Regions from separate parts of the Mus musculus genome. Here region 1 is linked to region 2. A link is a contact called in ENCODE POLR2A ChIA-PET data. All regions are on one chromosome and are shown on one strand. Each heading gives the region's core, a stretch centred on a gene start or an enhancer-like site at or near the end of the contact. The rest is flanking DNA. Distances are from core to core; before and after follow the strand shown.

Region 1 (5,734 bases), core at 2,227-4,726, 92 kb before region 2:
CTGCCCACCGCTGTCTTGGCTTTGTGCTAGCAGTGGGGTCACTACAGTGTCCAGGAAGCTGCAGCTGGATGAGGAGGCCAGGTCGGAGGCGTCCAGCACCCCCAGAATGATGTCAGCCTGCTCCAGCCTGGGGAGGAAGGACCATGAAGCATAACCATGGAGGATCCTGGGAAGGCACTGTTGGTGCTGCTCAGAGGAGCAGCTCAGCTGAGGGATGAACAACCTCTGTAAGGCGTGGCTCAGAGCAAAAGGCAGAACAGATGCCATTGTCTGGCACATGGGCAGGACTTTGGCAGGATGAGGTGGGGTAGAGCCTGCACAGGTGGGACTTTGCTAAAGGGGCGGGGCGGGGCGGGGCTTCAGTGGAGACCTGGCAGAACTGTTGAGAGCATGGCCAAGGGAAGAGTGATGAAAAGCAGGGCAGGGCACAGAAGAGGACAGGCTGTGAGTGTTGTGAGGTGGCCTGAGGACTGACGAGACTCGGGGAGGGGTGGGGGGAGGGACCAAGGGACACAGGTCAAGATTGCTCTTCAAATTACGAAGCCTCCATGAAATCGACTCATGGGGAGAAAAGGTCACTGGTCGCCCGCCACATTCTCAGCCTTCCACCTACCTGTGGCGGGCCCTGCGCACACCCTCCTGCTCAACAGCGCCCACGCCTTCCCGGAGCCCTGCAGTGTCGCTCAGCAAGACAGGGAACCCAGCCAAGTCCACGGGAGTCTCCAGCACGTCACGGGTGGTCCCAGGCTCTGGGGACACGATGGACACTGGCTTTTGGCCTGAATGTCAGGGACAATGTGATTAAGAACCACGGAGTGGAGGTAAAAGCCCTCACTTTCAGGAGGCGCTGTCTGCCACTCTCGTAGCTTTGAGCTACCAGTGGGGCCACCACAGTGTCCAGGAAGCTGCAGCTGGAGGAGGCGTCCAGCAACCCTAGGATGCTGCACCCCTGCCCAGAAGAAGCCCATCCCATCCTTTCCTGAACCCCACATACTGAGTAGATTCACCAGACTGCTCTTGCCCGCATTGGGAGGTCCAGTGACCACAACATTTGCCCCCGAGAGGAGCCTTTGTCCACGCCTAGCATCTCGCAGGTGGGAACCCAGCGCCACCTCCAGGGCTCGAACTTCTCTGTCCGCTGTGAGAGGGAAAAGGCGGGGTGGGGGGGGGAGAGCTATCAGCAAGGTCTCAGGGGGGGCTGAATGCCAGCCCCAACTCCCCCAAAACCAGACATACCCTGCTCCAACACACCCTCTTCCAAATTATCATCCTCTCCGAAGTCAATGTAGGCCTCCACATAGGCCAGAGCCTGGGGAGGAGGGGAGATGTCACAGGTGCTCTCTCAGTCTCAGGTCTAACTCCAGTTTGATCTATACAACCAGACTGGCCTCTCACAGGCCTAGAACTTTCTCTAAAGGATGCATGGATGGAGCTGGAGAGATGGCTTGTTGGTTTAAGTGCACTGGCTGCTCTTCCAGAAGTCTGAATTTAATTCCCAGCAACCATATGGTTGCTCACAACCATCTGTAATGGGATCTGATGCCCTCTTCTGGTGTGCAGACATACAAGCAAATAGAGCACTCATAAACACAACATAAACAATATAAGTAATATAAATCTTAAAGAGAAAAAGAGAACACATGAATGGGTGAACATGCAGGCTTGCCTTGGTGAGAGTCTTTGCCCAGCCCTGGCAGAGCTGGCTCAGTTCCCCATCCAGCTGCCTCAGAGCCTGTCGACGCTGGGCCTCAGTTTCTGCACGGATAAGATCTGCCAGTCCCTCCACTTCAGTCAGGCTCAGCTTGCCATGGGCAAATGCCCTCCTGGTGAACTCTCCGGCCTCGGCTGGCCGCAGTCCTGGCACACTACCTGCAGGAAAGCATCACAAGGCCTAAGCTCCTGAGTCCCCATCCAATGGCAGGTAACAGCCAGCAGAGCAACAAACCAAACCCCAGGTGGGTTTTCAGGTGACACAACTTCGTCAGAGTCCCCTGATCCTGTAAGGAATCACAGGAAGCTCACTGATTCTTTGGGCTGGACCCTAATGGGTCAGTGGTCAGTTACTGGGTGTGACCACCACACCCCATCTGGGGGATGTAGATATCTCTCTTAGAACCCAGGCCAGCAAGCTGTTGAGGTCACCTGCAGTTGCCCCTCCCCATCAGTGCTGATTACACACGCAGGCCCCAGACTGACAGAGTGCTGGCCATCAGGGGCTTCCTGTGGCAAACTTGTTGGATGAACACACATTAAGTAAAGGTGACACAATTCTTTCTGAAAAGGCAAGACCCTCCCTATCCCCACCACCCAGAAATCACAGAAAGCCTGGTTGTACGCTGGTACATCGTACCAGCTACTCATCAACTCCCTAAATAGGACTTAGCACTTCCTCCAAACAACTACCACCAAACATGCACTTGAGTCTGAGCTTTCCTCAAAGTCCTCCCCATGCTGAAGTCTCTGCGTGTGTGTGTGACACCAGGAAGTCAAAAGACAGCCTGCAGGAATCAATTCTCACCTTTCACCACTCGGGTTCACATTTGGCAACAATCACCTTTACTGGCAGAGTCATCTAGAAGGCCTGGGTTAATATGATACATCTCTTCTCCCAAATGACAATGTGTTTTGCAGTCTATCTCCAATACCTTTTAGTCTCCCCCAGGAACAGTGCCACTCAACAGAGCCTCACCCAATGCCTGCAAGACACCGCTGACCACCGCAGGACCTCCGTGTACGTGAAACTCCACGCAATCCTCACCCGTGAAACTCTGGGGTCCTTGTATGGAAAAAAGCAGAGTTAGGGGATGGGCACGACCCGGGCTGACTCCTGGAGGGGACTGAGACCCGGACACGAGCGCCGTGGGCTCCCGGATCCGGCCCCTCACCTGGGAACCAGAGGACGAGTGAGCGGTCCAGTGGCTCCCCGGAGCACGGGTGGCGGAGAAGGCGCAGGCAGGCTCTGCGGGCAGGAGGCGGCTCCTGGAGCGCCGTGAGGCTGCGGAGCGCGAGCCCGCTAGCTGGACCGCTGGTGCGGATCACTGCGATGGCGCAGCGTCCCTGGCCGGAGCTGAGTGCGAAGATGGTGCTGCTGGGGACTAAGGACTCTGCACTGGTGCTGCAGCGTGCGCACAGCCTGGAGATCGGAAAGGAAACGAGTAAGCGCATCCAGAAACCCGAGCCTCGGGGTGAACATGGACGGAGGGATGGTCGCCCGTTGATGCCCAAGCTGTACGAGCGGTGGCCAGGCGATGGGCTTGGAAAGACACGGCAGCTGCGGGAGGAGGAACGGGGTCTGGAACTTCAGGGGCAAACCTGGGTCCTAAAGCAACGTCTAGCGCGTGACAGCGGGTCCGTGCCACTCACCTGAGGGGCGCCCACGCCGCCTGGGTCACCAGGGCGCTCAGCCCACGCCACATGGATTTCCAATTTTGCAAGCACCTTGGCCGACACTCCCGCAGGGCTTCAAGTTCGGGAAGAAAGTCCTGCCCCTTTGCGGTGTGACTTAGCGGTACGACTCTCAACTACCATTGGATCGCCTATAGGAGGTCCCGCCCTCTATCTATAGATTTTGATTCCTATTGGCTGATCCAAGGGAAACGAAGTTGGGATGCGGGTGTGTACAACGCAAGAGTGTCCCGCGGAAACACAGAGCAAAGTTTTCGGTTCCTAGAGCAACAGGTATCTGACACAATAGTGGGAGGAAGAAAATGCAGGATATATCTCAGCGGTGGTTCGAGCCCTTCTTTTCCTTGTGCCCATTCCGTAGTCTTAGAGAAGCTAAGAAGCTATGTGTGCGCTCCGACTGTAAAGTCCATGAAAGGCAGCGCAGAAGGCACTTGCTGCCAAACTTGACAATCTGAGTTCTATCCCCGGGATCAGCTTAGTGAAGGAGACCAGACTTGTGCAAGTTGTCCTTTCACCATCACGAGGGAGGTGGGGTCGGGGTATTCTACACCCAGTTAGAGACAGAAAACTCAAAGCATCTTAGTGACTGCAGGGGATGAGTTCCGGGAGAAGCCACGCCCTAGGTCAGGGAAAATCTGGTCCAAACTTCTGGGAAGTTTCTTCCTGGCCCTTCTTGTGTCTCTTCACTGATCCCCGCTACCCCATCTTTGCCAGCTGCAGCTCCTGGGCAAGTATCTTTAGCCAGGCGCCATCCCCAGGCAAGGAAGCCTTTCTGGCGGTTCCAGCCCAGCTCCAGCCCTGGCTTCCCCGCCCTCTTCGGGGTCCCGGTTGGCCGCAGGTCCGATGTGTGTTCCGGGATAGGCATCCTGGGGCCTCCAGTTAACTTCGGGTTAACCCGGGACAGCACTGAACTGCGGGGTGAAGGAGCAGGCTCGAATACCAGGTTCTGGGCGGGCGGGGCTTCGCGAGCGCCCTCGCACTGCCAATTCTCTGGTTCTCGACTTGTGCGGGCGGGCGCTCTTTAGTTAGTGCTGCCGGGTACAGTATAGTCTCAAAGCCCTCAGGTTCCCATCTGCCCTACTTTCAGTCTGTGAAACAGGGACAGTGACGTTGTCCATCTCCTGTGGTCCCATCTTTTTTGTTTGTTTGTGTGTTTGTTTTTGTTTTGTTTTTTTCGAGACAGGGTTTCTCTGTGTAGCCCTGGCTGTCCTGGAACTCACTCTGTAGACCAGGCTGGCCTGGAACTCAGAAATCCGCCTGCCTCTGCCTCCCAAGTGCTGGGATTAAAAGCGTGCGCCACCAGTGCCCGGCCCCCGTGGTTCCATCTTAACACGTTTAGAGCAAGTGCTCATTACCTACTAAGTGCTCACAGGACTTCAGGGTGGGCCACTCTGAAGTGGGAAAACATGGGAGATCAGGGCTGTGGGTTTTGGTGCTTGCTTCTAAGTCTGACGACCTGAGTTCAATCCCCTGGACCCACATGGTGGAAAGAATCAGTTTCCACAGGTGTCCGTCCTCTCACCTCCATACACTCGCCAAAGCGCTCCTGCCCACAACAAACAAACATTCTTTAAAAATCTGGTATCAGGCTTAGCTTTGTGGTTGAGCATTTCCCAGCAAGCTGGACTTTTGACAGCCTCCCTTCCCACCTAGGATCACCCAGAACATAAAAGTTTCAGACAAACAACATTTCTTTGTGTAGTTGTCAGAACATACCAGTATATCTGAAATTCATTTAATCAGTGGCTTTATTTTTTGAGGCCTATTTGTTATTTAACGATGTGTAAGCTTTGGTGTCGGGCATATTTAGCATCCCCTGGCTCTGGAGTTACTGGCAAGTGTAGGTGCAGGAACCGAACCCTGGTCCTCGAGAAGAGCTACAAGTGTTATTAACCGCGGGGACATCTCAACAGCTTGGCCCACCCTTTTTTGACACAGTGTCTTGGAAGCCCGGGGTGATCATGAACTTGCTATGTGGCCTCTGAGGATGCCTTTGAAATCCCGATCTTTCTGCCTCTTGAGTGCAGGGCTGGTAGCTCCGTGCTGGGCCAGCGATCTACTGATTGAGTCACACCAGTCGTGCCCTTTAGCGGGACTCTTTTATTCCATTTATCTGTGTGTGCGAGGTGACGCTTGTCCGCATTGGTGTACAACTTGTGGCAACACCTTTATATGCAGTGAGTGCCTCAAGATTGTGTTTATTTGATAAATTTGGCACCTGAATCCTTATCCTTTTATGGAAGCTGTATTGTAGTAATAAGGGTTGTGTGGGAGCAGAGGGCAGTAATATGTTTTCAGAACCTGAACTGTATGTGCAAAGGCCCTGGGG
Region 2 (6,322 bases), core at 1,025-3,524:
TCTGCCTGCAGCCTAGGTGAAGGACATGAGAGAAGGGACACTTTGCTTGCTTGCCCTTGCTCTGCTCTATTTAGCAAGTTTGCTCCTTCACTGGCATCAGAGCCTACTTCTTCATGATTATGGTGCCTGCTAAGGAGAAGCTGAGACATCCAGTCTCATGGACTGAACAACTGCTGGACTGTTGGGTCTTCCGCTGGCAGACAGTCATTGGAGGACCAGCTGCACCACAGCCTGAGAGCCACTCTAATATGTCTCACTCATATATAGAACACCAATATACACCAGGTTAGCCTCAAACTCACTGTGTAGTGTAGGCTAGCCTCAAACACACTCTAGAGCACAAGCTGCATTGCAAAGGTGGACCCTGAACTCCTGATGCCTCCATCTCTGCCTCCATCAGCGCTATAATGGCAAGTGTGTGCCACTGGCTCCTGAGCCAAGGCCAGTCCAGATGTAACACCTGATACCCCAGGCTGCCAGGGGTACACACAAAGCTTCACGAGCTAGACAGTGGCCTAGCCCATCACCTTGAGGCCAGCTAGGGTTGGCTCCTAAGAGTGTCATACATATGGACACAGCCTTGGAAGTGTCAGTGTCACGAACACCTGAATCCTACTGGGTGGAGGAATGACCCTATGCATTCTGAGCTGCCTATGTCCAAACTCAATGCCACAGTACCCATTAAAGGACTCCAGCTTTGGCACAGACATCTCCTCCGAAAGATCCAGACAGATGATCTGAAACATAAAGAGAAGAAAGAGAGTACAGGACCAAACCAGACTACAGCCATTACAGTTATTACAGATTGGGTGGGTCCTAGCCAGCAGAGCTCAAAAAGGGCTCAGGGGTGGAGCCTCTGCCTAGAATGGAGGGGGAATGGCTATAGCACAAATGGAAGTCCAGGTGCCACAAAATAAAAATAAATAAATAAATAAATAAATAAATAAATAAATAAATAAAAACAAGAATCTAAATTCAGTGACGTTTAAGCTACCAAGTGTGTGATGTTCATGGAACCTATAGAAAACTGAGGCAGCAATTTAGAGGAGTGGCCTGTCTGAGGGTCTCCATCCCCTACATCTCCAGCCAAGACCCTCACATACCACCTTCTCTGGACAGTTGACCCTTGGTGTTCGAATCTGGACCTCAGATGCTGATGCTGGTACTTGCCAGGGCTTAGGCCCGGCTCCTGGGACACTGGCTGCCCCGCCATCTGCAGTGGCTGCCTCACCCTCGCCCTCGCTGCGGCTGCCCACACTGGCTTGAGCTCCCAGGGCCCGGTCCTCAGCCCCCTCTGGATTGGATCGAGTGTGAGGCCTGGGCTCTGATATCGTCTCCTCTCCTTCTTCTTCCTCCTCTTCCTCCTCCTCCGTGGGGCTGTTCGCCTCTGCCACCTCCATGGTTCCCGAGTGGTTAGATGAAGGGGGGATAGTGGAAGCCAGGATCCTGCCTTAAGAGTTTGTAAAGACAATGGTTACTAGGAAGACAGAAGATGGGCACGAGCCCCTTACGCACAGGAGTCTCTGAGGGCTACAGAATGCTACCATAAGACAGTGTGTCCAGAAACCACCCTCAGGTGAAGTAAGTTTTTTCGTTTTCTTTTTTGTTTGTGACAGCTCCATGTGGCCCAGGCTGCACTCTAACTCTAAAACTATACGGCTTATAATGGCCGGGTACTTCTGTATTCACCTTCCAAGTGCCGGAGTACACCGCCGCACATAGTTTAGGTGGTGCTAGGGACGGATACCCAGGGCCTCATGCAAGCTAGGCAAACTCTTTACCAACTGAGCCACAAGCACTGTTCCAACTGAACTGCTGTTCATCCTTAGCTTTCCGCTGTTTACACAGGACGAACACCCCAGTTGCCTGGTCACTGGGTATTCGACCCATTAAGGCCTCCAGTGGCTCCCACACCTGGGAGACTTGGTTTGTGGAGCCGAAAAGATACAGTTGAAGTTTCCCAAAACTACTTTTCCCCTGAGGCGGCGCCGGTCCGGTCCCTAGGGAAACACAGGAAGCCCAAGTGACCCTGCGATGGATGCGCGGTTTTAGGGGTGGCATCTCGGGACCTCGAATCCCCCACCCCTAAGTCCTCAAGAAGAACGAACCTGGAGCTACAGCAATCCGGGTCGAAGTTAGACCACGGCGACACAAAGCTCACGCGCGTTCACAGTGCCGCAGGTTCCACTCTGTAGCCTGGGCACCGCGGCCAGTCAATCAGGACTCTAGGAAGCCGCCATCTTCCTGGCCGGAAGTTTGTGCGGCGCTGCCGAGACACCTTCTGGGAAATGTAGTTCAGTGGCCCTCGGGACATGGAAGCTGATAGGCTGAGGCGTTCTGGGGGTGTGGCTTGGAGTGGCTGGAATGGGGCTGAAGATGGGTAATACTGGGAGTGGGTGTGATCTGTGGTGGATAGAAGCAAAATTGGGCGTAATTTGTAGTTCCGGTTTAATCACGCTATGGTTCTCAAGGCTTCTGCTGAAATAGGACAGAAGCCTGAGCTGGGCGGGGCCGTTTGATGATTGACGGGGTAGGACTTGGCTTGGACTTGCCAAAGGCCTTCTCAGTTACTTATGTAACTTAGGTTGGCATTCATTCACTAGTACCTTGATGAGGACTGGTGGTGCACACCTGTCATCCCAACACTCCAGAGACCCGGAGACGAAGATCGGGCGTTTAGACCAGGCTGGGCTAAATGAGACGCTGTATAAAAACTAAAATGTAAAGAAAAAGTAAAGAAGGCAGCAGACACACTGTGGACAAGCTTATTGTTGCCAGTGCCTCCAACCGCCTGATGCAGCAGTTCAGACTCATTGAAGAGAAACGTTGTGGGCTACTGAGCAGGTGCAGGCTCTTGCCACCAATCCTGAGGGGCCTGAGTTCGATCTCGGAGACAAGTAGGACCACCACAGACAAAGATGAGTAAAGCAAAGTAATGAAAAATAAAAGCTGTGCAAATGCTGAAGCCAACTCCTACAGTTTTGGTTTTTTTTTGGTTTTAGAAACACACACACACACACACACACACACACACACACACACACACACACACAAAGACCTTCACATTAGAGCGAGTCCTGGTGAACAGGGGACACAAAAAATCCAAAATGAAAATGGAAGGTTTGGCCTCGGGTAAGGGGATACTGATATCTTTAGAGCGGGACAAAGGTCCTGGTCCTCCATCCTCCTCCCGTTCTGGAGGAAGCCGGCATCCTGGAGAAGGAAACGAAACAATAACTGTCCATGTGATCAGGGTAGGGGGGCTTCCTGTTTCCCAGCCCCTCCCGGGCCACTTTTGGCTATCGCAGCCTCAGTAGCCAGTGGCCAGAATGGCTTGAGATATGCCCTGGATCTCAGGCCTTTCCCAAGGTGCTCTGGAGAAGCAGAGAAGAGCGCAGCAGGGTCAACCCCCAGGGTGAGGGAGTTTGATGCTAAGAGCCGTAGGAAGAAAGAGGATTTTAGGGTCCCTACCCAATGCTTCTATGGGGGGTGGGGCACAGATAAGAGAAACGCCTTCAGACAGCTGAGGGGAGAAGAATGCCCAGTAGAGATGGGGGATGGGGGAGTAAGGAACAAGTAGATAGTTAGTGGGCACTATTGGAGAGGTATATGAATATTTAAATGTGTCAATCGGAGTAGACACCCCAAAAATCCTACAGGAAACAAAAAAACAAAAAACAAGGATTCTAAGGTGACGAAGGCAAGAACTGAAAGCAGACTGTAGTGACAGAGGCAATGAGTGCCCGGGCCACACGGCCCCGAAGCCGTCGAGGGAGGCATCCTCTGCCTGTAAGTGTGCCCCTCTTCCTGCCACACTCAGTCCCATGGATCCTGGGAACCCAGGCCTGCTAGGCTCAGAGCCCGTGGTGGTGTAGGGGAGTCCTCCACAGGTGGAGCTGGATATGATGGCCAAGAGACTGTGTGTGTGTGTTGGGGGGAAACGGGGTTCATTCACAGGGGGAGCTAGACCCTGTAGCTGAGAGCTCAGAGGAAGTAGATGCCAACAATGGACGCTTCGAGACTAAACCTGAGCTGCATCAGGAATACCTTGGTCCTGGCCTTCAGAGCCCAAGGAACTGGTAGGATGCATTTAGTATGTACCCTATATTCTAGCCCAACACCCCAACACCCCCCCTGCACAAAGCTGCCTCCTGCCACTCACCTGCCCATTGCCTCTGCTGCCTGCCTCTCTCCTCTTCCTGTTTATCCTCCAGCCATGCCGCTCATTCCCTACTCTACCTTCCTAGCGACCCTAGGGTTAGCCCTCCAGGTCTCTTCTGAGCCTCAGGTGGCTGGGGTTCCCCCACTATCTTCACAGGATCAAGGAGGGTTGTGATGTGGGATCCCATGCGGTTCTATCCTTGAGCCCAGAAGAACAGTGCGAGCCTGAGGTGGAAGCCCACCAGGTCCTGCAAGAAGCCCCCCTGGATAGTGGCCCTGCTGAGATATCAGTACCCAGTGTGTATGAGACCTTGCAGTGCAGGCTGAGCTCCCTTGAGGCAGTTGTAGCTGCCTTGCGCCACCACTCGCTAAGCTTTCCAAAGTCAGTGGAAGCAGAAGACAGAGACCAGGGGGCTCCGGGGCCCTTTGGTGATGAGAAAGAAGACGCAGGACCTGGACAGCAGGAGGCTGCTCGCCTCATAGAGAGGAACGCCTGGCTGCGGCTAGCCCTGTGCAACCGGGAGGATGAGCTGGCATGCACTCAGGCTTCACTGCAGGACGCCCAGGCAGAGAAGGAGACTCTGCAGAGACAGGTAAGCTGGTGACTGGGGAAGAGGCAGATCCAGCCTTGGGAGCAGACACACTGATGTGGAACAGTGACAGATGTGCCAAGGAAGTGACCAACAGAGACAGCACAGTGAGAGGGAGAGCAAGGAAGACAGGCAGGCTGCACCCCATGATCTTAACACTCAGGAAGTCCAAGAGGGACAGTCTCCACTCAGGTGAGCCCTGGCTAAGACCAACTTTGTTCTCAGCTGTAGACTGAGTCCAAGGCTAGCCTGGATTACAGACCCTACCTATGTCAGTTGCACTACACACACACACAAACACACACACTAATCCTGTCTTGGGGGGTGTTTTTTATTTTTCGTTTTTTCGGATACAGAATTTCTCTGTGTAACAGAGCCCTGGCTGTCCTGAACTTACTAGGGTAGACTAGGGTGGCCTCAAAATCACAGAGATCCACCTGCCTCTGCTTTCCCAGTGCTGGGATTAAAGGTGTGAGCTATGCCAGACTTATTTTAGGGTTTCTATTGCTGTAATAAAACACCTCAACCAAAAGCAACTGGGGAGGAAGAGATTTATTTCATCTTAAGACTCTCAGGCCACACTCCATCACTGAGGGAAGCTCGGGCAGGAACCTCAAGGCATGGAGGGATGCTGCTTACTGGCTTGCTCCCTATGGCTTGCTCAGCCTGCTTTCTTATAGAACCAGGACCAACAGCCCAGGGATGGCACCACCCACAATGGGCTGGCCCCTCCCTCCCCATCAATTGTCAATCAGAAAAGTGTCCACAGGTCCATTTCGGGGAGCATTTTCTCAATTGTGGTCCCTCTTCCAAAATGATTCCAGTTGATGTCAAGTTCACACGAACCACCACAGATCCTGAGATCACTGTGGCTGGAACAGAGTGGGAGAGATGAAGGCGCGTGGGGGAAGGCCACAGTATGCAGGGTGTTGAAAGCTAGTGTGCTCTGGTGTGTGGTGGATTCTGAGGGGAACTGACCTGCTGCAGGCGTTCACTTGTGCCATCTGATGACTGTGAGCGGAACAGTCTGGCGGTGGACCATAATCCTGAAGGTGGAGGAGGGGTGAAGTGGCCCGGGGCGTTTAGTGGAGGTGACCAGAAACCTACAGATTATGGGTGATGTTAAACCCAGATATGGTGGGACAAGCCTGTAATGATAAGGACTTCAGAGGCTCAGATGAGAGGATCACAGTTTAACACTAGCTTTGACGAGATAGGCAAATGTCTCAAAACAAAACTAGGACAAGTAGGGATACAGAATCCTCCAGTCAGGGCTGTGGGCGTGACTGGGGGGGGTAGAGTGACAGCCTAGAATCCTCCAATGAGGGGCTAGGGGCGTGGCTTAGCACAGCTTTCAGAGACTTCTCACAACAACAAAAATGAATTCTCCTGAATGTAGTGGGCACACTTGAAATCTCAACTACTTGGGAGGCTGAAGTGGGGGGTGGCTTCAGTTGGGGAGGTATAAATGACTAAAAATTTAGAAAGGAATAAAGTGGAGAGGGCTGGAGAGTTGTCTCAGCAGTTAAGAGCACTGGCTGCTCTTCCAGAAGACCCAGGTTTGATTCAAA

What was found. ChIA-PET counts read pairs that join two places held with the same protein, here RNA polymerase II (POLR2A).
Region 1: POLR2A ChIA-PET joins it to region 2 with 10 read pairs in Patski. The contact joins the promoter of Gtpbp3 here to the promoter of Babam1 in region 2. POLR2A ChIA-PET finds 5 or more read pairs at or near these places in 2 of 5 experiments (Patski and embryonic stem cell).

Annotation. Positions count from the first base shown.
Region 1 is chr8:71,486,470-71,492,203 of GRCm38, reverse strand. It overlaps Gtpbp3 (GTP binding protein 3), which reads right to left and starts at 3,476. Exons shown (of 9, transcript NM_032544.4): 1 at 3,364-3,476; 2 at 2,886-3,133; 3 at 2,690-2,776; 4 at 1,667-1,869; 5 at 1,237-1,309; 6 at 995-1,138; 7 at 614-779; 8 at 1-127. The coding sequence starts at 3,416.
Region 2 is chr8:71,392,807-71,399,128 of GRCm38, reverse strand. It overlaps Babam1 (BRISC and BRCA1 A complex member 1), which reads right to left and starts at 2,274. Exons shown (of 9, transcript NM_026636.2): 1 at 2,109-2,274; 2 at 1,104-1,450; 3 at 679-737. The coding sequence starts at 1,400. Ushbp1 (USH1 protein network component harmonin binding protein 1) reads left to right here and starts at 3,328. Exons shown (of 13, transcript NM_181418.3): 1 at 3,328-3,415; 2 at 3,660-3,789; 3 at 3,958-4,079; 4 at 4,319-4,754. The coding sequence starts at 3,736.